Regions from separate parts of the Homo sapiens genome. Here regions 1, 2, 4 and 5 are each linked to region 3. The links are chromatin contacts, found by Hi-C or POLR2A ChIA-PET in ENCODE. All regions are on one chromosome and are shown on one strand. Each heading gives the region's core, a stretch centred on a gene start or an enhancer-like site at or near the end of the contact. The rest is flanking DNA. Distances are from core to core; before and after follow the strand shown. Region 1 overlaps KCNJ6 (potassium inwardly rectifying channel subfamily J member 6). Region 2 holds the start of KCNJ6-AS1 (KCNJ6 antisense RNA 1). Region 3 holds the start of DSCR9 (Down syndrome critical region 9). Region 4 overlaps KCNJ6-AS1 (KCNJ6 antisense RNA 1). Region 5 overlaps KCNJ6 (potassium inwardly rectifying channel subfamily J member 6).

The links. A loop is a pair of places that touch in the nucleus more often than their neighbours do. ChIA-PET counts read pairs that join two places held with the same protein, here RNA polymerase II (POLR2A). Pooled maps may share reads with other maps.
Region 1: a map with no recorded cell type shows a loop between it and region 3 (7-fold over the local background). The contact joins the enhancer-like site here to the promoter of DSCR9 in region 3. A Hi-C loop is called at or near these places in 2 of 37 single-sample maps with no recorded cell type and 2 of 50 pooled maps. POLR2A ChIA-PET finds 5 or more read pairs at or near these places in 2 of 52 experiments (AG04450 and B cell).
Region 2: a map of endothelial cell of hepatic sinusoid shows a loop between it and region 3 (3-fold over the local background). The contact joins the promoter of KCNJ6-AS1 here to the promoter of DSCR9 in region 3. A Hi-C loop is called at or near these places in 1 of 168 maps with a recorded cell type or tissue (endothelial cell of hepatic sinusoid), 1 of 37 single-sample maps with no recorded cell type and 3 of 50 pooled maps. POLR2A ChIA-PET finds 5 or more read pairs at or near these places in 2 of 52 experiments (A673 and activated CD4-positive, alpha-beta T cell).
Region 4: a pooled map shows a loop between it and region 3 (5-fold over the local background). The contact joins the enhancer-like site here to the promoter of DSCR9 in region 3. A Hi-C loop is called at or near these places in 4 of 168 maps with a recorded cell type or tissue (gastrocnemius medialis, heart left ventricle and right cardiac atrium), 19 of 37 single-sample maps with no recorded cell type and 13 of 50 pooled maps. POLR2A ChIA-PET finds 5 or more read pairs at or near these places in 7 of 52 experiments (AG04449, Caco-2, HEK293 and 4 more).
Region 5: a pooled map shows a loop between it and region 3 (2.7-fold over the local background). The contact joins the enhancer-like site here to the promoter of DSCR9 in region 3. A Hi-C loop is called at or near these places in 1 of 37 single-sample maps with no recorded cell type and 5 of 50 pooled maps. POLR2A ChIA-PET finds 5 or more read pairs at or near these places in 1 of 52 experiments (MCF 10A).

What each region holds. Positions count from the first base shown.
Region 1 is chr21:37,629,804-37,633,923 of GRCh38, forward strand. The region is part of intron 3 of KCNJ6 (potassium inwardly rectifying channel subfamily J member 6); the gene reads right to left. The region is part of intron 1 of KCNJ6-AS1 (KCNJ6 antisense RNA 1); the gene reads left to right. Among named protein-coding and RNA genes, the nearest start is that of KCNJ6-AS1, 110 kb to the left of the region's middle. Within about 2 kb of position 1,973, at least 3 of the 41 ENCODE cell types and tissues checked have a DNase peak (open chromatin) inside an H3K27ac peak, as active enhancers do.
Region 2 is chr21:37,517,136-37,521,482 of GRCh38, forward strand. It overlaps KCNJ6-AS1 (KCNJ6 antisense RNA 1), which reads left to right and starts at 1,501. Exons shown (of 8, transcript NR_183540.1): 1 at 1,501-1,907. It overlaps DYRK1A (dual specificity tyrosine phosphorylation regulated kinase 1A), which reads left to right. Exons shown (of 12, transcript NM_001347721.2): 12 at 1-4,347.
Region 3 is chr21:37,207,055-37,211,435 of GRCh38, forward strand. It overlaps DSCR9 (Down syndrome critical region 9), which reads left to right and starts at 1,449. Exons shown (of 3, transcript NR_026719.2): 1 at 1,449-1,490; 2 at 1,600-1,702. RefSeq lists enhancers at 113-949, 1,248-1,437.
Region 4 is chr21:37,554,833-37,558,762 of GRCh38, forward strand. The region is part of intron 1 of KCNJ6-AS1 (KCNJ6 antisense RNA 1); the gene reads left to right. Among named protein-coding and RNA genes, the nearest start is that of KCNJ6-AS1, 38 kb to the left of the region's middle. RefSeq lists enhancers at 2,438-2,497, 2,708-2,887. Within about 2 kb of position 1,322, at least 4 of the 41 ENCODE cell types and tissues checked have a DNase peak (open chromatin) inside an H3K27ac peak, as active enhancers do; they include gastrocnemius medialis, where a contact is called at or near this core.
Region 5 is chr21:37,657,291-37,661,098 of GRCh38, forward strand. The region is part of intron 3 of KCNJ6 (potassium inwardly rectifying channel subfamily J member 6); the gene reads right to left. All of the region lies in intron 1 of KCNJ6-AS1 (KCNJ6 antisense RNA 1), which reads left to right. Among named protein-coding and RNA genes, the nearest start is that of KCNJ6-AS1, 140 kb to the left of the region's middle. Within about 2 kb of position 1,846, at least 10 of the 41 ENCODE cell types and tissues checked have a DNase peak (open chromatin) inside an H3K27ac peak, as active enhancers do.

The DNA.
Region 1 (4,120 bases), core at 723-3,222, 420 kb after region 3:
TGCCATTTGAAGAGGAGTATTTAATTTATGTAATAAGTAAGATTTAAGTAAATGCTCATGGATGCTTTTCCAATTTTTATTCATTTTTATATCAGAACTCATTTAAAAAAGGATAAAAAAGAATATTAATGTTTGCCTATCAGTAAAATATTAAAAAGTATTTCTGGGGTAAATTGATAATTTTCTTCAGAAAAATTCCTGTCTTACGTATTGACTTAGGTCCCAGTCCAGTCTTTAAAACTGTGATGTTTTACTGAATTTGGAAAAGTAGCAAAATAAAACCAACTGAGTTAGCCTCATAAGCAAGGCAGAACTGCCAAGATGACATCTCTGTGTGTGTGTGTGTGTGTGTGTGGTGTTTATGTTCCATATCAGGGACATCATCATAAAGGCTCCCAGAACTAGGTTATTTTGTGAGTAAAGTACTTTCTGGAAAAAGAGATGCTTCATTTGGTGAAGAGCAAAACGTGGAAAACCTGATCTTGATCTCCTTTGAGCATGCAGTCATAGGTGTCTGTTTTTCTTATTGTATTGTGAATGCCTTGAGGATCTATTTGTCTTGTTTATTTCCATATTCCTTAGCATTTGCACAGTGCTTCAATATTGGAGGTTCCCAATAAGTACTTGCTAAGTGAAAAGAGTGGACTTGGGGAACTATACAGAAACAGCTTAATATTGTTCGTTGGCCATGTCTGAATTTATTATTAAATAAAAAGATGGCTTGTGAGTCATTAGAAAAGAAAGTGGGAGATTTCTGCTTCCATCATCATGTCAGTCTGCATATGAAGGACCCTTAGCTAAGATATAACACAATGCTGGAAAATTACAAAATGTCTTACCTTTCGTTTTATGTATTTGACAAGTAAAAATTATACATATTGATGGTGTACATGATATTTTGATATACGTGTATGTTGTGAAAAGGCTAAGTCTAGCTAATTAACATAGCCATTACCTCACACACTTATTTTTTTGTTGTGAGAACATTTAAAATCTACTCTTAGCAATTTTTGGGTATATAATGCATTGTTGTTAATGGTAGTTGCCATTTGCATTTCTATTTTTGTGACAGTGCTTGTCCTCTCCTTTATCTTGAATGCCCTTCCCATAGTAAAATGCTGCTCATCTTTCAAGAGCTAACTAATGTGTGGTCTCCTTTCCAAAGCACATTGTGACCAACCAGTCTCTTGCTGGAACTATCGAGTTCCAGGCCACCATAACACTTCAGTGACCTATCACAGCACTTATCAGAGTGTTTTACAGCAGTTATATGTGTCTGTTTTCCTTGCTGAATTGTGAATGCCCTGAGGATCTATTGGTCTTATTTCCATATTCCTTAGCATTTAGCACAGTGCTTCAACATTGGAGGTTCCCAGCAAGTACTTATGGTTAAGTGAAAAGAGTAGACTTAGAGAACCATACAGAAACAGCTTAATATCGTTCATTGGCCATGTCTGAAATGTATTATTAATGTTAAATAAAAAGATTGCTTGTGAGTCATTAGAAAAGAAAGTGGGAGATTACTGCTTCCAGCGTCATGTCTGTCTGCAGATGAAGGACCCTCAGCTAAAATATAATACAATGCTGGAAAAGTACAAAATTCATAATTTGAATTAAACCTGAGTTCAATAAAAGCAAGAGATGAGCCTTCTGGGGCTGGTGAAGAGGGAATAACACGCCTATTCCTTCCCACCAAGTATAGTTGAGGCCTCTGGACAATGTACAAAATGAAACCACCTGAAGACTCTAGAAAGTTCACAATAGCAGGACGATTGGAGAAGGGAGTCAAAACTTGAGGAATGAATCGTCTGAGGATAAATTTTTCTGCCTTCCTCTTTTATTTTCTGGCTTTAACCTGAGAGTGGCCCCAGTGTAGAACTGGGGCCCCAATGCAGAACAAGTGCTGGCAAGAAAATCTCAGAGAGAAACCCTGCCTTTCTAACCGGAGGACCAGGAAAAGGTGCTGCTGTGAGTCAGAGACGGGAGTGGGAATCCCCGTTAATTGAGTGTGAGGACTTCCCCACCAGCCCTGAGTGCAGCCTTTGTCCTCAGCTGCTCTGCAGTGCAGCGGTGACACAGGTGCCAAAAACTGAGAGAGAGCCTGTCTTTTTGGACCGAGTATTGGGAAAGGGGAATTCCAGGGACCAGAGTTTGTGGCTGCATTTTCCTCTTTCCTCTGACTGCTTTACCCTAAGAGTGGCCCCGATTGTGTAAAACAATGCAGCAGCCCAGGTGGCTCAAATGCTGAGCAAGTCTTGGCTTTAGAGAAAGAAGTATCAGAAAAGGAGGCCCGGGAGCTGAAAGTGGGGGCCGACCGGGGGGAGGGGTGGATCTCACAGAGGAGAGAACTGGAGAAGAGGATTTCCAGATTCTGTGTATGAATTGATATAATCGTGAGCTTTGCATGCACAGGACGGAAAACAATAAGAAAAGATGAACTTAAAAATTACCTCGTTTTGGAATATATGACCACACTTCTAAATGTCAAAGAAGAAACCATAATGGAAATTTGATAGTACTTAGGACTGAGTGATATTGAAATTCTAAATATAAAAATTAAAGGGCATATAGAAAGTAAGAAAAATTTATATGCCTAAATGCATATATTAGAAAACAAGAAAGTCTGAACATTAATGTTTAGAATATTCAACTGAAGACATTAGGAAATGAACAACAGAATTAATTCACGGGAAATAGGCAACAAAGATCATTGTATAAATTAATAAAATATAAAACAAGTCAACCACAGTGAGAATCAATAAAGGCAAAAGTTGTTTTTTGAAAAGTCTAGTAAAATAGACAAATCTCTGATCAGACTGGCCAAGTAAAAGGTGTAGAAGGCAAAAATAAATGGCATTGGGAACTCAAAGGTATACATAACTTTAGAAACAGCAGAGACTGAAAACACAAAAGGAGATTATAATAACTTAAAAATATAGACGAAATGGACAATTTTCTAAATCATATAAATTACCAATACTTATTTAAGTAAAAATAAAAAGCAGAGATACCTTATAACCAATTATGAAATTGAGCCAGTGATTAAAAACTTGCCATAAAGAAATTACAAAGCCCAGACAATCTTAAAGATGAGTTCAATGAAATATTCTAGGAAGAAATCATGATAATTTTACATAAACTCTCCTAGGAAATAGAAGAATCATTTCCTAACTCATTCTATAAGGCAAATAATCTTGATAATAAAGTCATAAATATAGTACAAGAAAGAGAGAAAAAAAGGGAGAACACAAGCCCATATTATTCACTTGTGTAGCTACAAGAATCCTAGAAGAAATATTAGCAAACCAAATCTAACAGTTTAGAAAAAAAGACACCATGATCAAGTTGGGTTTATTCCAAGGAATGCAAGGGTGGTTTAACCTTAGAATACTGATCATATAATTTATCATGTTAAAAGATTGAAAGATCATTTAAATATGTGCATAGAATTCATTTGATAAAATTCAAAAACCACTTATGATGAAACTTCTTAATAAACTTTGAATATGAGACCAACTGTATCTACCAAAAATCTAAACAATCATTATTTTTGATGATGATGATGATCAAAAGTTAGGATTGTTTAAAGTCAGGACCAGTGATTTTAAATACAGATGCAGTAAATGCTTGCTATCACCTTTTCTATTCAGTATTTTACCAAAGGCCTTTGCCAGTAAAAATAAGATAAATACAATAATTTGATTCAAAAATAAATGAAACTTTCATTATTTGCAGATAATATAACTGTGTACATAGAAAATCCACAAGAGTAGTACAACTATTAGGATTACTAAGAATGTTTAGCAAGGTGGCTAGAATTTAAAAATCTATGCAGAAAACTTATGTATCTTTTTATATACCAGCAACAAATAAAAGACATAACAGCAACCCTTCACCATTTCCTCTAGCAACAAAAAAAACCCTAGAAATCAATCTAATAATAGAAATATAAAACCTTTATGACAATTTACAAATTATACAATTTGGGAGACAGTAAGGAAGATTTAAATAAATGGAGAGATATATCATGTTCATGGATAGGATGATTAAACATCCTAAAGATGTCAGTTTTTCCCAAGTTACTTTATAGATTCAATACAATCCCAACAAAACATTCTTA
Region 2 (4,347 bases), core at 251-2,750, 310 kb after region 3:
TGGTTCAGTCCCAGCTGGGTCCTGAAGGAGCACAGTACTAGAGCCTGAGTCATGTTGACTATTAATAAAGTGCATTAAGTTTGGGTCAGGCAAAGTGGTGGCAAAAGTTCATGATGCAGGACAGAGGAAACAAGTGGACAAGACAAGTGGAGCCCAGCTCTGTTCGCATGGGAGGCCGGGCGATGCTGGCATGGGTGTGGTTGGCCGAGTTCTCATAGCTAGAGAAAGGCCGTGTAGGTATAAGTGCTTAATGTTTCATCTGTCTGAAAGACCAGCTATTTGATAATCTTCCCGATTAAATTTCTAAAATTGCTACTTTGGGAATTTTTTTCTTTATTCTTGTAAAGTTTTGCTTCCATTATATACTCATTCATTAGTCAGTGTACTTGCCCCTGAATTCCATATCTGAAACTGCAGTCACGGGAGATTCAGAGCCAAGGGCAAAATAAAGTGGCAGGCACTGGGTGTGTGTGGTAGTTCTGCACTAGGGTGGCCAGGAAGCAGCCAAGCAGGTGTGCCGGGCAGGGAGTTGTTAATGAACACCCAGGCAAGAGGACGGGCCTGAGCCTGAGTGTGGCCAGCAGAAAGTGTTGAGTTGCTTAAAAGAGACCCTGGGAGGATGAATTTGGAATCATCATCCACTCACTGTTGGACAGAAAGACTGCAGAGAAGGGCACTGCTGGGGTGGGGTTTGTTAACTCCCTCTGAAATGAAAGAAAATACCTCTAGTGGCATGAAACGGCTAAGTTTTTTTTAATGTTACTTCTTTAATTTTAGAGACGGTGTCTGGCTTTGTCACGCAAGCTGGAGTTTGGTGGTGTGATTGCAGCTCACTGCAGCCTTAAACAACTGGGCTAGGTGATCCTCCCATCTCAGCCTCCCAAGTAGCTGGGACTACCTGTGCACACCACCATGCCTGGCTGTTTTTAATACGGGGTTTTGCTGAGTTGCTCAGGCGCTCCTCAAACTGCTGGCCTCAAGTGATCCTCCAGCCTGGGCCTCTCAAACATAAATAGGCTGGGCGTGGTGGCTCACGTCTGTAAAGATTTAAAGCGGAAAAGCGGAATGCAGTGAAATAGCATGAGAAAGAGCGTTTTTATGTACATCACAGACAAGCCTTGTTCTGCTGAAGAGGTGATGCCACGAGGTGGGGAGGAGCTCACTTCAGGCACCACTCCCACTTCCATTGCCCGCAAATCCAGGAAAGAAATGACTAATGAACTCTAGTGATCGCAAACTGCTCAATCGGTACTCATCAATTTAAAATGACTGTCCAGCCTTGCTGCACACTAAACTCATCTGTAGAACTTTATAAAACCACGGATGACCATCACACTAGCAGGATTTTAGATTCAGAGTTGGGGTGGGGCCTGGAGCTCTGTTTTCTGAAACTTTGCGGGCCATTCTGAACCTGCAGCCAGGCAGGACTCTGGCAAGAAGAGGCGTGTGGCTAATATGACGGAAGTCTGAATCCAAGGACTTTTTTTTTTTTTTTTTTTGGAGACAGTCTTGCTTTGTCTCCCAGGTTGGTGTGCAGGGGTGTGATCTCGGCTCACTGCAACCTCCATTTCCCAGATTCAAGCGATTCTCGTGCCTCAGCCTTTCAAGTAGCTGGGATTACAGGTGCACACCACCACACCCAGCTAATAGTATTTTTGATAGAGAGGGGGTTTCGCAATGTTGGCCAGGCTGGTCTTGAACTCCCGACTTCAAGCTATCCACCTGCCTCGGCCTCCCAAAGTGCTGGGATTACAGGCGTGAGCTACTTCACCCAGCCCCAAGAACATCTTGAAATGGAGTTTGATTACCAAAGTTTACATAGAGTAATGGATAATTAAAATTTTCAATTTATGGTGCATTACAAAATGTTATAAACAAGCCTCCGGGAAAGGCAGAAATTGCCAGATGTAAGTATATAAAACTTACACAGTTTGTTCCTTTTTGTTGTCTTCCCTTGTGGAGATGGGTCAGTGTAACATCCTATTCATTAATAGCTCTCAGATGTCCCATGAGAATGGCACATGTTATTTCCCAACAGTGGGAATGGAATTAGTTCCTTTATATCTCAGTCTCATCTGGTCTTGTAAGCCGGTGAAGGGTTTCCCAGGGCACCAGCCACCAGCTCTGTATAGTAGTTACAGTTTCCCTCTCTAGAATCCCAAAGAGGTTCAGATCCCACTGCTCCTCTCATTGGCTTCGTGACCCTGGGTACGCTGCTCAACTTGCGCAAGGATTACTGTCCGCTTTGTACAATGGAGATACCTATAGTGTCCACTTAGGAGATGCTGTGCATGCCTCAGTGAGGTAATGTCCGCAGAAAGCACAATGCCTAGTATGTAGAAAGTGTCCGATAAATATAATATGCGGCTAAACAGCGGAGTCCACAGCCTGAATGGAACTTCTTTTTCTACGTAAATACAGCAAACAATGCAGGGAAATGAGGTGGACAGTGTTCTCCGTGGAGGGCTAAACAGCATTGCTTTCCAGCTGACTTTTATTTTTGGAGTCTGGGACTAGGTGTTAACATTCCTTTACTAGTTGGTTTTGCATACCGCACAGTCCCTGCATCTATTTAAGAGTTTTGAGGTTTGTTGTGGGAAGTTTTTTTTTTTTTTTTTTTTTTTGAGGCGGAGTCTCGCTCTGTCGCCCAGGCTGGAGTGCAGTGGCGCGATCTCGGCTCACTGCAAGCTCCGCCTCCTGGGTTCACGCCATTCGCCTGCCTCAGCCTCCAGAGTAGCTGGGACTACTGGCGCCCGCCACCACGCCCGGCTAATTTTTTTTGTGTATTTTTAGTAGAGATGGGGTTTCACCATGTTAGGCAGGATGGTCTCAGTCTCCTGACCTTGTGATCCATCTGCCTTGGCCTCCCAAAGTGCTGGGATTACAGGTGTGAGGGAGTTTTTCGGTAGTTTGCTTTGCCTTGATAAACTATATGATATTTAAATGTTTTATAAGGATGGGTTTTCAGTAGAATTTCTCTGTACAACCTCAGGGAGACTGCCTGGAGGAATAACTGTGGTAAGGGTCTGTTTTTGAACAGGCATGGTCATTAGACCCTTGTGATCACGCATCCAGGGGCCAGTCCCCACCCTTTGCTCCCACTCCAAGGAAAGTCTGTTACATTTTTAGCCTTCAGAGGTTTGATGTAGATAGGAAGAGATGAGGGTGACAGAAATCAGCTCTTAAGTTTATAAATAAAACAGGGATATTATCGGGGAAGCTTTTGAAATGTAATAGGTTGTAACCCACATTTTGAAAGCAGTAAGGAAATAATTGCTGCTTTTTTCTTCTTCTTTATTCTGTTGACTTTGTTGATAATATTAGGTGACTACATCGAGCCTGGGTTCTCTCAGTATTAGCCTGTTATTCCTAAAGTATCATCCTCTCCTTGTATCAAATATAAGGACAAAAATGTCTTAGGATAAAAGTCTGTTTGTTTGCATTAGACTATACATGATTTGCATTACAATGGGCCGTGGATTTGGATGGATGATGAAGCTGAAACAAGGGACCTAATCATGGGATTTAACTGTTCACTTCAGGTAGATAAGATATTTCTGGGAGAAGTAAATTGGATGAGCTTTTGTGCTTCCCAGCAGCTCCAGGTCTTGTCCCTGGCCAGTCTGGGCAGCTCTGCGCTCAGAGGCCTTTGGCACGATGGGTCCTCCCAGCAGGGGCTCCAGCGCTCACCGCTGGGTGAGATCTACAGGGCTCAGTGCGCTTGGAGTCCTGGATTCCTCCAGGACTGCTACTGTATTCCAATTGAGTGGTGGTTTGCTCTTCACAGAGCGCTTACATGGGATTCTTACCTTCTGACTGGAGTGTCACCCTCGCCCAGGAATGTGGGTGCTGGAGAGACGGGCTACCTCTTTCTGTAGGCGGATGTTTCTGAAGGCATCTCCCACTGATTATGTAATGACAGCTACTTAACATCTTCTGTAGTCTTGAAGAATTCAGATGAGGAGCTTGTCCAGGGAGGGCTCCCACGTGCGTATTCACTAATTGTGGTCTTTCTCCCCAGCTCGGTTTTGTTTGCGTATTAGAGTTCTGACCATCTTCACTAGAAGTGGGGGCGGCTAGCAGTGACTAGATGCAAGAAGCAAAACGGTAAATTTCCTTTTACTGGCAAAATTAAAACAGTGAACTTGAAATATCTCCCCTACTCCCTGCAGAGACACTCTGAATCAAAGAAAACAATCAGTACTAACCCTGGAAACAATTTAAAAATGAACAAAAAGTCCTACCCTGAAGAAGAAGAATGTCTTACCAGCAAACGGTCTTGGGACAGCTGGTGTGAGAACTATATAAGAGAAATCAACAAATATTAATTGAACACCAGTCATGTGC
Region 3 (4,381 bases), core at 199-2,698:
AGAGTGAGACCCTGTCTCAAAAAACAAAAAAAAAAATTGAATCATGTATACACTTATATCAAAAACCAATGTACTCCTGATTACCTCAACTTATTATGTTGGGATTATTGAGGTCTATAGTATCTGTATGGTGGAAATACCGTATAATGCAACTCTTCCCAACTCTGTGTTTAGTGGGGTGACACTGGTAGCTTGAAATCAACCATCGTTGGAGTACTAACACCACAGTCATTGGCAAATGCTGTTTTGCTTCCCTGGAAAAGCTGGTAAAGCCTGGAGTTCTGCTGGTCTGGTGGTGCTGGTCTGGTGGTGCTTGATACCTTTCTCATTTCACATTTGAAATGGTGATTCAGGCACTCAGCAAACCCTGCTGGGATGATTTCTGCTGAGAGAGCTCCTTCCCATTGCTCTTTGGCTAGGGTCCTCACTTCCCTTGCCACCGCCTGGCCTTGCCTGGTTCTCTGCCATCCTGGAAAGGAGACACTGCTCTCTGCAGCGTCTCTGGCCCAGAGACAGGCCGAGTCTGTCATTGCATTAGCCTCTTAGTGGTTCCTTGGGGGCCACTCCCAGCAGAACCTCTGTCCCTGCCACAACAGGTCCTGTGCTACGAAACACCAAGGAAGTCCCCTTCCTGCCTCTGGCCAGGCCCTGCCTGAGAGGGTGCATGTGAATGCAAAGCAGGTCTGTTTCAGGAGTGCCCAAAAAGAAGCCACCAGGAGGACACCTCCATGCCAGAGGTGACTCATCTTACCTCCCAGAGGAAGGACTGGGGCCGGTCCCTTGGCCTTGCCAGGACAGCCTCCACAACGAGCAGCTGGTATGGTTACAGGGCTCCTGTGGCAGGCACTTTCAAAGAGACAAGCTTGCTCTCTGTAACATGTGCCTTTGTGTCAAACAGACCTGTCATTGTTTTCAGCAAATACCTTGGGACTTCAGTGCATAAATACCATTCTAGGTATTTTTCAGAAGTTGTGTATAAAGGCATTCTGCCTAATTCCTTCAGTCCTCTATTTCAGTTTCTATTTATTTGGTGTGATAGAAAGCTCTTAATTTAGATCTCCCCACCGCCAGTTCCAAGAAATCTGCCACCAGCTCCAAGCCTCATGTCCTGAAGTGCCACCTCATTCCCGCGGGGTGAGCCAGCAGCCTCTGAAAAGAGGAAGCCATTGAACAGATCACACTGTGCCTCCCGCCGCTGGCTGCCGCCCCAGCGCCAGCAGGACTCCGGCTTTGACTGGGGACTCACTGGAGGCCACATCGCTTTTGCTTCCAGTTTCCAAACTGCCACCACCTCGAAACTGCCAGACCTTTGAAAGCTGAGGCACAGTGCCTCACCCCTTCCTTCAGAAGACTGTCCAGCTCCCCCTCCTTCCCCTCCTCCCTCCCCCACTGGGGACCTCTCCTAGGGGAGGGGTCTGGTGTCCTCAGCTGGCTCCTCTCCACCTTCGCTTCTACCCGGGGGCTCCAGTGCATCTGGCTTTATCTCTGGGGTGAGCCATGCGGCCCTGGTCATCTGGACGGGCCACTGAACTCCACACATTCACCTGTTCACTGGCTCATCCATTCATTCATCTGGTCTCATGTGCTGCCCTGTTCTAGGTGCTTCCATACAAAGGGGACAGAAGAGATGATGGAAGGCCTCAGTACTGCAGGAGGGGAGACGGATGTCATCTACAATCACACAATACATGGGAGGTCACAGGTGATCCCGAGGAAAACGAAGCTGGGAAGGGGATGAGGGAGTCTCTTTGTCTAAACTTGACCCAGGTTTAGACAGAAGCCAGGAACGGCGTCATCTGAGTGCAGCCTGAGGGACGGGGGAGGAGGTAGGGGCAGGGGCGGGCAGTCAGGCAGAGAAGCCAGTGGAGCGATGCCCGCTAGGGTGTTTCCAGAGCCCGAGGAGGCCAGAGCCGCTCTTTGCCTGGAGGATTGTACAGAAGTGGGGATTCCCAGGGGGTGGATGGGGGTGGGGGCTGGGGGGCAGTGGCCTGAGCCTGGCAGCTCAGGGATTCATGCGGCAGGCGGTGCAGCTTGTTGGTCAACCTCATGAAATACTAGTTTTGCACGTGGCCTTAGACTCTGGGGACTTGGTCTGGGGCCAGGTAGGGGGCATTTCTGATGTGATGTCACCTGTGTTACTCTATCCGTCAGGGCCTTACGGAGCCCTTGCTTCCTCCAACACCCCCACCGGCTTTCTCCTGTGGCTTAAAATTGACCTAGTCAGTCCTGCCAGTGGGTCTACCCTGCAGGCCCATGGGAGCACCCATGGATCCCAGTCCTGGCCCAAGCACCTGCCCTCACTGCTACCCACCCCAAGCCATCAGCCTCATTCTCACTTTACCTCCTCACACCTGGTTTCACTGAAGCCTGGGCCAGCCCCCTCAACCCCTTCCCAAGCTCCCATCTACCCCTGCCACAGCCCTGCTCCCTGCAGCAGGGGCCTCAGAAGTTAGTCTCTTGGAGCGCTGGGGTTAAATGAATGTGCCTTGCACATACTAGCTGCTCAGTAAACACAAAAAAACTCAACCCAGGCTCCAGAACAAGAGCCACACCCCACAAGCTGGCTGTGGTGGCCTCTGAATCTGAATTCCCACCTCCATGTGACCTTCCTTAAGCCCCTCACTCCAGCCCTGCTCTTCACCATCTCCCAACATGATATTTACTAATGGTCATTTCAGGTACTGTGTTACCTGTCCACAAACATTGCAGCATTTAATTTCCCCAAGTACCCTATGAAGAAGAGATTACTCTTGCCTGCATTTTACAGACAAGGAAATAAACCTAAAAGGTTAAGTGATTTCCCCAAGGTCATGTAACTGGAAAATGTCAGGATTTGCACTTGCTAAGCCAACTCTCTCCTCTAGCCATTCTGCTTCTTCCTCTTAATACAAAACCCACTTGTCCCCCAAGGTTCAGCTCAGGTTCCCATGCCAAAACCAAACCTTCTTAGGCATGCAGGTGGCAAAAGCCTTGGAACCCCTGTTTACTACTGCTCACCCTCACACCACGGCTGCAGTGGCTTTCCCCTTCACGTTTGCTCATGAGGCTGATGCAGGGCAGGTGAGACCCAAAATCGGGGCTTAGCCCGGGAGGGTTCTTGGCTTCACCCTGGAAAGAATTCAAGGGCAAGCTGGTGGTGTTAAGACAGCAATTTTTATTGAAGCGGCCATGCATAGCGGCAGCACAGGTGCTGCTCCCTGCAGAGCAGGGCTACCCCATAGGCAGTGCGTCCAGAGTAACAGCTCAGAGGCAGTGCTGCAGTCCTATTTATAGCCACTTTTAATTATATGTAAATTAAAGGGCAGATTATGCAGGAGTTTCTAGGAAAAGGGTGGTAACTTCTGGGTTGTTGAGTCCTTGCCATGGGAAGGGGAAGTAATGTCCGGGTGTTGCCAAGGCAATGGTAAACTGACATGGCACACGAGTGAATGTGTCTTATGGACGGTTGCTTCTTTTTAGGACTTTATATATTCTAGACACAAGTCATTTGTCGGATGTGTTTTGTAATTTTTCTTCAAGTCTGTGGCTTGCATTTTCATTTTCTTAACAGTATTTTTTAACGGTCTTTTGAAATTTTGAGGAAAAGTCTTCAATTTTGATGAAGTCCAATTTATTATTTTTTTCTTATTATTTTTATACTTAGTTTTTTTTTTATTTAAAAAAAATCAGCAAGGCTGGGCATGGTGGCTTGTGCCTGTAATCCAGTACTTTGGGAGGCCAAAGTGGGTGGATTACTTGAGTATAGGAGTTTGAGACCAGCCTAGGCAACACAGCAAGATCCCCCCCTCCCCATCTCTTTTTTCAGAAGAAGAAGGAGAAGGAGAAGAGGGAGAGGGAGAGGGAGAGGGAGGGGGAGGGGGAGGAAGGGAAAGGGTGGGGAGGGGGAGGAGGAGGAGAGAAGGAAAGAAGAAGGAGGAAACAAATCTGCCAAACCACCCAAAGTCAATAAGATTATTCTTCTCAAAGTTTTTTAGTGTTCTTACATTTAGGTCTCTGATCATTTTCTAGTTGATTTTTGTATGTGCTATATCATGAGGATTGAGGTTCACTTTCTTTTTGCATATAGTTAACTGGTTATTTCAACTTGGAGCCTTGAAATCATGTAGCGTAAGTCCTCTAATTTTGTTCTTTTCCAATTTTGCTGTTGACTATTCTATTTATTGCCATATTAATTTTACAATTAACATCAATTTTTACCAAAAAGTCTGCTTGGATTTTGATCTAAGCATCTATAGATCAATATAGGGAGACTTGACACCTTTACATGATTGAATCTTCCACTCTGTGAATATGGAATATCTCTCCATTTATTCAGGTATTCTTTAATTTCTTTCAGGAATATTTTGTAGTTTCTGGTGTACACATCTTTCAATCTTGCACA
Region 4 (3,930 bases), core at 72-2,571, 350 kb after region 3:
CAGAGAGATGGGAGCGCCTCAGGACCAGAGCTGGTGGAGTCATCCTAGCCGCGTGGGATAGGAAACCGTATTTTCTGTTTTCTGCTTTGGTTCTCAGAGAAGGCAACGGTTGTGTTGGGCCGGTAGGTGCAGGGGGAAGTATGCCAGCAGAAGTCTAGGAGTCAAGGACCCTGGAGGTGGAGGTGAACGGAGGGACACCCACTCACTGCTGGTGAGCGGGCATCTTAGCAGTAGAAACCTACATTTTGGAGACTTGGATATTGTTGCTATTTATAGTTTCAATCATGATTCCCCTTAGTTTTCTCCATCTTTTGCTTTATTACTTTTTTTTGCAAATGTCAGCTAATTTTAGTTATACTCGGGATAAGGCGATTGGAATTTTGATGGGCATGGTAGAAATCAGAGTTAAAAACAACAACAACAGCAACAACAAGCAGAACTCCAAGGGGAAGGTGAAGCTTGGAGGTTAAATGCTGAGAGCCCTGAAGATGACTGGAGCCCCTGCTCCCATTCCGCAGCATCTCCTAGCCCTCTTCCCTGCTTAACCTTTGGAGGGTCTTGCACTTTTGTTTTAAGAGGAAGCTGTTCTGTGTTCTTCACAGCTGATTACTTGCTACCAAGGAGGTGGCATCTCCAAAAACTTGCCTTCAACACTGGTTTGTGGCTGTACAACAGTCAAACAGTTTCTCAAAGTGTGCTTTGTGGCCCGTCAGCACCTGAAGCCCCCAGGGGCCTGTCAATTGCAGAATTCCAGCTTCCTCTTCAGACTGACTGCATGAGTCTAAATATCTGAGTGGCTGGACCTCCAGATCTTCATTTTCAGCACACAACTACTTAATTTTTCAGCACACCAAAGTTTAAGAGCCACTGCTGCAAAATCTCAGCAAGTTGAGCTGAACTCTGAACTCCCTCTTATCTCCACAGTCCCTAAATGGGGAGTATCATTTTCCCAGCTCCAAGGCGACATGCCTGAATTCCTTCAGCTTGAGTGGCGTGAACAATGTGGGTGCCTTTAAAAGGCTAACATGCTGCCAAAAGATAACCACAGGTGGACATGGCTCTGGATGGGACTCAAAGATGTGGGTTGTTTCCAAAGATAGCAATACCAAACCCGTGCTGATGACTCTGTGTGTCTATATGTGTGTGAAGCTGAAGAGCCTTATATAGCGAGGTGAGGCCCCAGGAAGGATTTGCGGAGTACAGTGCGTTCCGCACGCTCTTGAACGTGCGTGTTCTCAGAACTCTGATATGTGTGTCTCGGCAGCTGATCTGTAAGGAGGTCACCACGTGTCCACATCTATCTTTGCAGACTGCCCCATCCAGCTTAGTGAACAGCTGATAAATGCCTGTAGCAAGCAGAGCGAGGCAGCTGAGCCAGAACTTTTACAAATGGGAGCAAACATCTGCCGTGGTTGCTCGTGGTAGAGGGGCTGTTATTAGTGTTATTACAGTTGGGGATGGATAAACTGCGGAGCCTCAGATGGTTCTGTGGAGATGGACCAACAATGGCACCACAGGTAAGAAGAGGAAAGGCACACCCGGCAGCCACTCCCTCTTGTTCAAATGTTGTTCTCTTGGTTGTTTGTTGATTCTCCCATTGTATTAGTTCATTCTCACACTGCTATAAGGACATACCTGAGACTGGGTAATTTACAATGGAAAGAGATTTGATTGACTCACAGTTCCACAGGGCTGAGGAGGCCTCAGGAAACTTGCAATCATGGTGGAAGGAGAAGCATATGCATCCTTCTTCACATGGCAGCAGCAAGGAGAAGCACAGAGCAAAAGGGGGAGAAGCTCCTTATAAAACCATCAGATCTCATGAGAAACGCACTATCGCGAGAACAGGATGGGGGAAACTGCCCCCCATGATTCAATTATCTCCACCTGGTCCCTCCCATGACACATGGGGATTATAGGGACTACAATTCAAGGTGAGATGTGGGGACAGGCACGGTGGCTCACTCGTGTAATCCCAGCACTTTGGGAGGCTGAGGAGGGCAGATCACTTGAGGTCAGAAGTTTGAGACCAGCCTGGCCAACATGGTGAAACCCCATCTGTACTAAATCCCATTAGTATATAAATTAGTCTGGCATAAAATATAAAAATTAGTCTGGCATGGTGGCAGGCGCCTGTAGTCCCAGCTACTCGGGAGGCTGAAGCAGGAGATCACTTCAACCCAGTAGGTGGAGGTTGCAGTGAGCCGAGATCACGCCACTGCACTCCAGCCTGGGAGACAGAGCAAGACTCCCTCTCAAAAAAAAAAAAAAAAAAAAAAAAAAAAAAAAAAAAGAAAAGAAAAGAAAAGAAAAAAAAGAAGAAAGAAAGAAAAAAAGAGATTTGGGTGGGGACACAGCCAAACCATACCACCCATCAAAGCAGGGCACTCTCTTCCCTCACCTGCTTTACTTTTCCTCAAAGCACCCACCATCCCCTCTGGCATAAACGCCTGGATTTATTCCCAGTCCCCTTCCTGGAACATGAACCCTAGGGGAGGCTTCCGGGATGTTCTGCTCACACATGGGAGGAGCTCAAAGAGCCTTTGTTGATTGAATCGATGATAGACAAGCTATCTCAGAGGAAGATTTGAAGTGACTGGGAGCTCCTTCTCAACCCTCTCCCTGAGACCTGCTCACAGAGCATGAAGTCTAAATTCTGGCTCTGAATGAGTCTGAGCAACGCCTGAGTGCCCAGCAACCTCAGCTAAGCACAGCAAGTTTCGGTTTGTGGCTTCCTCCCTGTGCCGAGCAGATCCCATCCTTGGGGAGTCCCCAGCCGGTCTCCACAGTGTCCAGACACCACGGTTCTCATGAGGCTCTACCCTCCCTGACTTCCACTCATCCAAGGGCCTCCAAGTCTTCAAGGCCAGCTCAGGCCCAGCCCTCCAAGAAACAGTTTCTTCTGATGACACCAACCCATCCTGATGTTTCCTGATTCCCAGTTCCTATGGGCTCCAGGCCTATTGCAGTCCAGGGCTCTGCTACTGAAGCTCTGGGTCTCACCAAGTGGGAGGTATGACTGTTCATGGGATCAACAGACCCCAGAGTCCAAGGTCCAGGGCTCTTAGATTAGGTAGAATCTGGTAAGATAGTAAGATACTACCAGATACTGGTCAGGCGTGGTGGCTCATGCCTGTAATCCCAGCAACTCAGGAGGCCGAGGCAGGCGGATCACGAGATCAAGAGATCGAGACCATCCTGGCCAACATGGTGAAACCCTGTCTCTACTAAAAATACAAAAAATTAGCTGGGTGTGGTGGTGCATGCCCTGTCGTCCCAGCTACTTGGGAGGCTGAGACAGGAGGGTCGCTTGAACCCGGGAAGCAGAGGTTGCAGTGAGCTGAGATCGTGCCACTGCACTCCAGGCTGGTGACACAGCAAGACTCCATCTCAAAAAACCAAAAAACCAAAGATTCTACCAGATACTACCCACAGTGTACCCCATGCATAATACCTAGTACACAGTAGAGTACACATTAGGTGCTCACAAATCCCTGTTGTTTAATTATTCAGGCTCCATCTCCATAGGTACCATGATCAGTTTTTTCACACATTCCTCTCTTTAGGGTCACAGTATGTGAAAGATCCCCTGATGCATTTTTTAAACATTTTATCAAAGTAAGAGATGCATGTAGTTGAAGAACTGTGTAGAACTGAAGGGCACGGTATGGTGAGAAGTGGTGCCTCCATCCGTTCCTTACCTCCCGGAAGATGACGCCTTCCTCTTCAATCTTTTAAGGACCCTGTGAGTATATTAGGCCCACCCAGATAATCCAGGACCATCTCCTCATCTCAAAGTCCTTAACTTAATCACATCTGCAAAGTCCCTTTTATCACAGAAGGTAAAAGTCATGGGTTCCAGGGATTAGGTTTGGGACCAATTATTCGGCCAACCACCTCCGTGTGAGCGAATGCCATTATTTCCTGATA
Region 5 (3,808 bases), core at 596-3,095, 450 kb after region 3:
CACACGTCACCAATGACCCTCACTGGATGAGACAGGAGATAAGGGTGGGAGAGAAGAGGCATGTCCTGGGGGCCCCATTTGTGCTCTTGTTCTGGCCCTGAAAACCTTAGGGGTGGGTCTGGGGTGAGGCTCAGCAGTGGGAGCCCTGGGAACCTTCTCTGCCATAAGGACGGGGGATTCTGAGACAGGTGAGGGTCTGCCTAGTGTGCCCAGAAAATAGTTCCTGCTCTTCCTTAGTAGCACAAGCACTGAGGCTGCCTGCTCCCAGCTTGACAGGGGTTCACTAGGACCCCTTCCTCTCCTCTCCCTCCTCTCAAAGAGATTGGGGACTCAGCTGGGATCGTTGGGTGCCTGTAACAAACCAGAGGGGTGCCCCTCACTTTCTGGACTCAGTGAAAATCAGTCTTCTAATTTTGCCCATATCATTCCTGATGAAAATTCAGTTAAGTGAGGTCTTAGAGAAGAGGTAGTAGAGAAAGTGGTAATTTCTCATAACTGACCCGCCCAGGCCACCCTCTGGTTTAGAAAAGTCCCTGCTCCATGAAGGGAATTTTCTGGGGGAGACGGCATCTGAGAAATCAGTATTTCACGACGGTGTCTTTCCAGTGATGGTTCTGCAAGCTGGTAGAGTGGTGAGTCGGGATTTGAACTCAGATCTTTGGCCACCCAGGTTTTCCTTGCCTTGCCTTGCAGGGCTGGTCTTAGGCTTCAAGATTCATTTTTGTAGTTTGTGGGTTTTCTCTTAAAACGAGGCTCTTATTCCTGCAAATATTTACAGGTTACTTTATTCTGTGTGGAACAGAATTGCTTCTAACCTGGTGGGGGCAGGGAACACTGCAGTAAGGGCTCAATTAACTGATTTCACAGTGGTCACGACTCAGACATTCATTTTAGAGATTAAGTGGAAAATAAAAGAGATCAGAGCACCTCAAGCATACAGCAGGAACGCACAGTGAATTAAATGGAGAGATGGAAGTATTTGGTCCCTGAAGACGAGCATGACATTGCGATTTAGCTTGGATGAGAAAACTGAGGTTTCTTGGAAATGCCTACCCACGTGGGGGAATTTCTCTGTCAAGTTTCTGCTGCTTTGCAGCCATTTAAAATGGGTCCTGAAATATCTGCAGTGCAGAACATCTGAGAAGAGCTTTTCATTTGCTAGAATGTTGCAGCAAGCAGGCTAAGCGATGTTAGCAGGCAACTTTGTGATAGATTTAGAAAGCCCCGAAGAAATGGGTGGTGGTGATACAGAGAGATTTTTTCTTTCCTTTTTTTCCTTTTTTGGCTTGTCTGCAGAATAGATGAAAAGAGAAAATATACCCAGATACTTTGCTCACTCTCCCAAGTGCACACTAGGCAATGTAAGCTCCAGAGGCAGCGCTTACAGGAGGGGAAGGGACGCTGAGGCCAAGAGTGCTGGCTCACTGGGGTGGAAGGGACTTCAGAGGGCGTTCCTCACTCCTCTTATTGCAGGTGAAGAAACAGAGGCAGTGGTCCTTTGCCCCAGGCCATTCAGCTGGCCAGTAGCGGAGCCCAGGGCTACCCAGATCCTCCAATGCCCAGGCTGGTCCTCTTTCCTTTCTGACCCCAACACATGAAGAGTCCATCTGGAAATGTTGGCTCCCACACTTCAAAACATTAAACTCCTTGTTCTCTTTCTCCAAATGATTAATTTGTTTTCAGTGTTTACATTAGCTGGAAGCCAAGTTGGGAACACTCCTAACTCGTTTCTCAAACAAGATGTTTTTAAAATGAAGTTTCCCAGCATGGAATGCTTTGCTACTTTGTAAGGGCTTCAGTTGCTAAGAACTTACTGCACCTGTGTCAAAACTGTGCTCTCAGGGCCCCTGGTGGAGTCCAGAAGAAGAGTTCCACGCAGTCCCTGTTTTTCTTTTTTTTCCAGGAACTCCTGGAAACTGAATCACAGATCAGATCATGTTGTTCCACAAGAACGATGTGTCACTGTGAGGCTGCATTCCTGACCACGAACTGAGCACCAAATAAGTCATGGACATGCACCAAAAGGTGTGACCCAAGGGAGGCAGGGTGAGCCCCATGTCTCAGAACATCCTCGCGGACAGCAAAGCCCTTGATGTGGTGGAGTAGGGGCCTGTGGCAACCCCTCACACATGGCAGGTCCTTTGCAACCCCAAGTGCTTCAGATGCTACCAGCCCTCCTTGGGCAGGTCTGAGATGTGACAGAGAAGAAGATGAGAATGGAAAAAGAGAAAGAAGAGCGGAAAACTAAAAGAGGGAAGGGCAGAGGAAAGAGCAGAAATGCAGTCTAGCTGGAGGGCAGGCTGCTGGCTCCAGCCACTGCCTCAGATCCCCCCGACCTGGGGTACTCAGGAGTCTGAGTGGGTACAGGGCTATAGCCTCAATTTCCCCATCTGATGTGGGACTTGCCTTGACCCAATGCCTGGACCACAATCATCCCTGATACCTGAAGCCTCCATAGATATGACTCTTTCTAACGTTTGCTGCTTCAGGATTCAACCTTGTCCACTTTTGGCTTCTTCATGCCCTCTCCAATGAGCAGTGATTCAAAACCTTTTATAAAACTACCCATCACTATCATCTCTGGCAACATGGCTGTCTAGAGAACTCAGAAAACTGTCTCCCTCTGTAATGTTTAAAATGCTGGCTATATTTCAGAAATGTAGATGGCTGCACATGACAAAGTTAAAAAGAAAGGGAAGTGTTCAGAGGTCAAAAGAGGATGCCAAAGTCCAGAGAGCTGCAGGAATGCTGGAGGGAGGCTGCCCTGGGGCAGGTGCTAACCCCATGACCTCAGGTGGCTTTGGTGTGCCCACTTCCTGGGGACTTGGCACAGCAGCTTGGGTGAGACTCACGTGCAGAGCTCACTGTCCAGGCAGCTTTCCCAAGAGGCACCTGCCTGGGCACACACCTACACTCTCTTCCTTTTTTCTTTCACAACTGGTCCCCTCCAACTTGACCAAGAAAGGCCATGTTTTACCAGGATTCCTGCCACAGGGTGCAAGGCCCTAGACAAAGGGGCGAGAGATAAGAAATATCAGTGCTGTTGGACACCCTTCTAATAGTGGCATCATGTGCCCCAGGCTGGCTTCGGGGCTCTCCTTCTCTCCCATGCTCTACCCTGAATGGGAAGCACTGGTCGTGGGGTGTTCTGGCCCAGCTGTGAGGTTCTGAATTCATTTGAGTTGTAGAGTGGGCTAGCACATGGGATGCTGATTTTCCTTTAATGACCTTGCCCCTTCCATTCCCTACTATGGCCACAGAATGCATTGTTCCCATAAGGACCAAACAAAGACTTGTAGACGATGGTAGCTCATGTCACCCAGGCAGCAAACACACACCTCACTGGCGTACCTGTGTTAGAAATAATTTGGGATGGGGAGAAGGCGTGCTGGGACTCTCCATGAGGTTCAGAGCATGCTGCTGTCATGCTCACCACCAGGGCTGGAGGGAGCTTGTTGGAGAGCACGCTTACTGCGGGCCAGGCACTGCACCAGAGGGCACCCGTTTGGCCTTAATTGACACCGCTAATCTTGGTAAGGCCTGTCTCCCATCGGTGTCCCCGTCTGTGCCTTGGTTGGATCATTTGCATGATTTTAAGGTTGAGAAAGTGAAAATGTGCACACCTAAGCAGATTGATGGAACATCTCTGACAGAAAGTCACATAGGATAGAGGTAAGATAGTGTCTTAGTTTCTTCAACATTTACAGGGAAAACACTTTCATGATCTTTTGGCCAAAATACAATTGAATATTGTAAATCCATATTCAACTTTTTTTGCAAGGGTCTATTGAAATTCATACTATCTCTA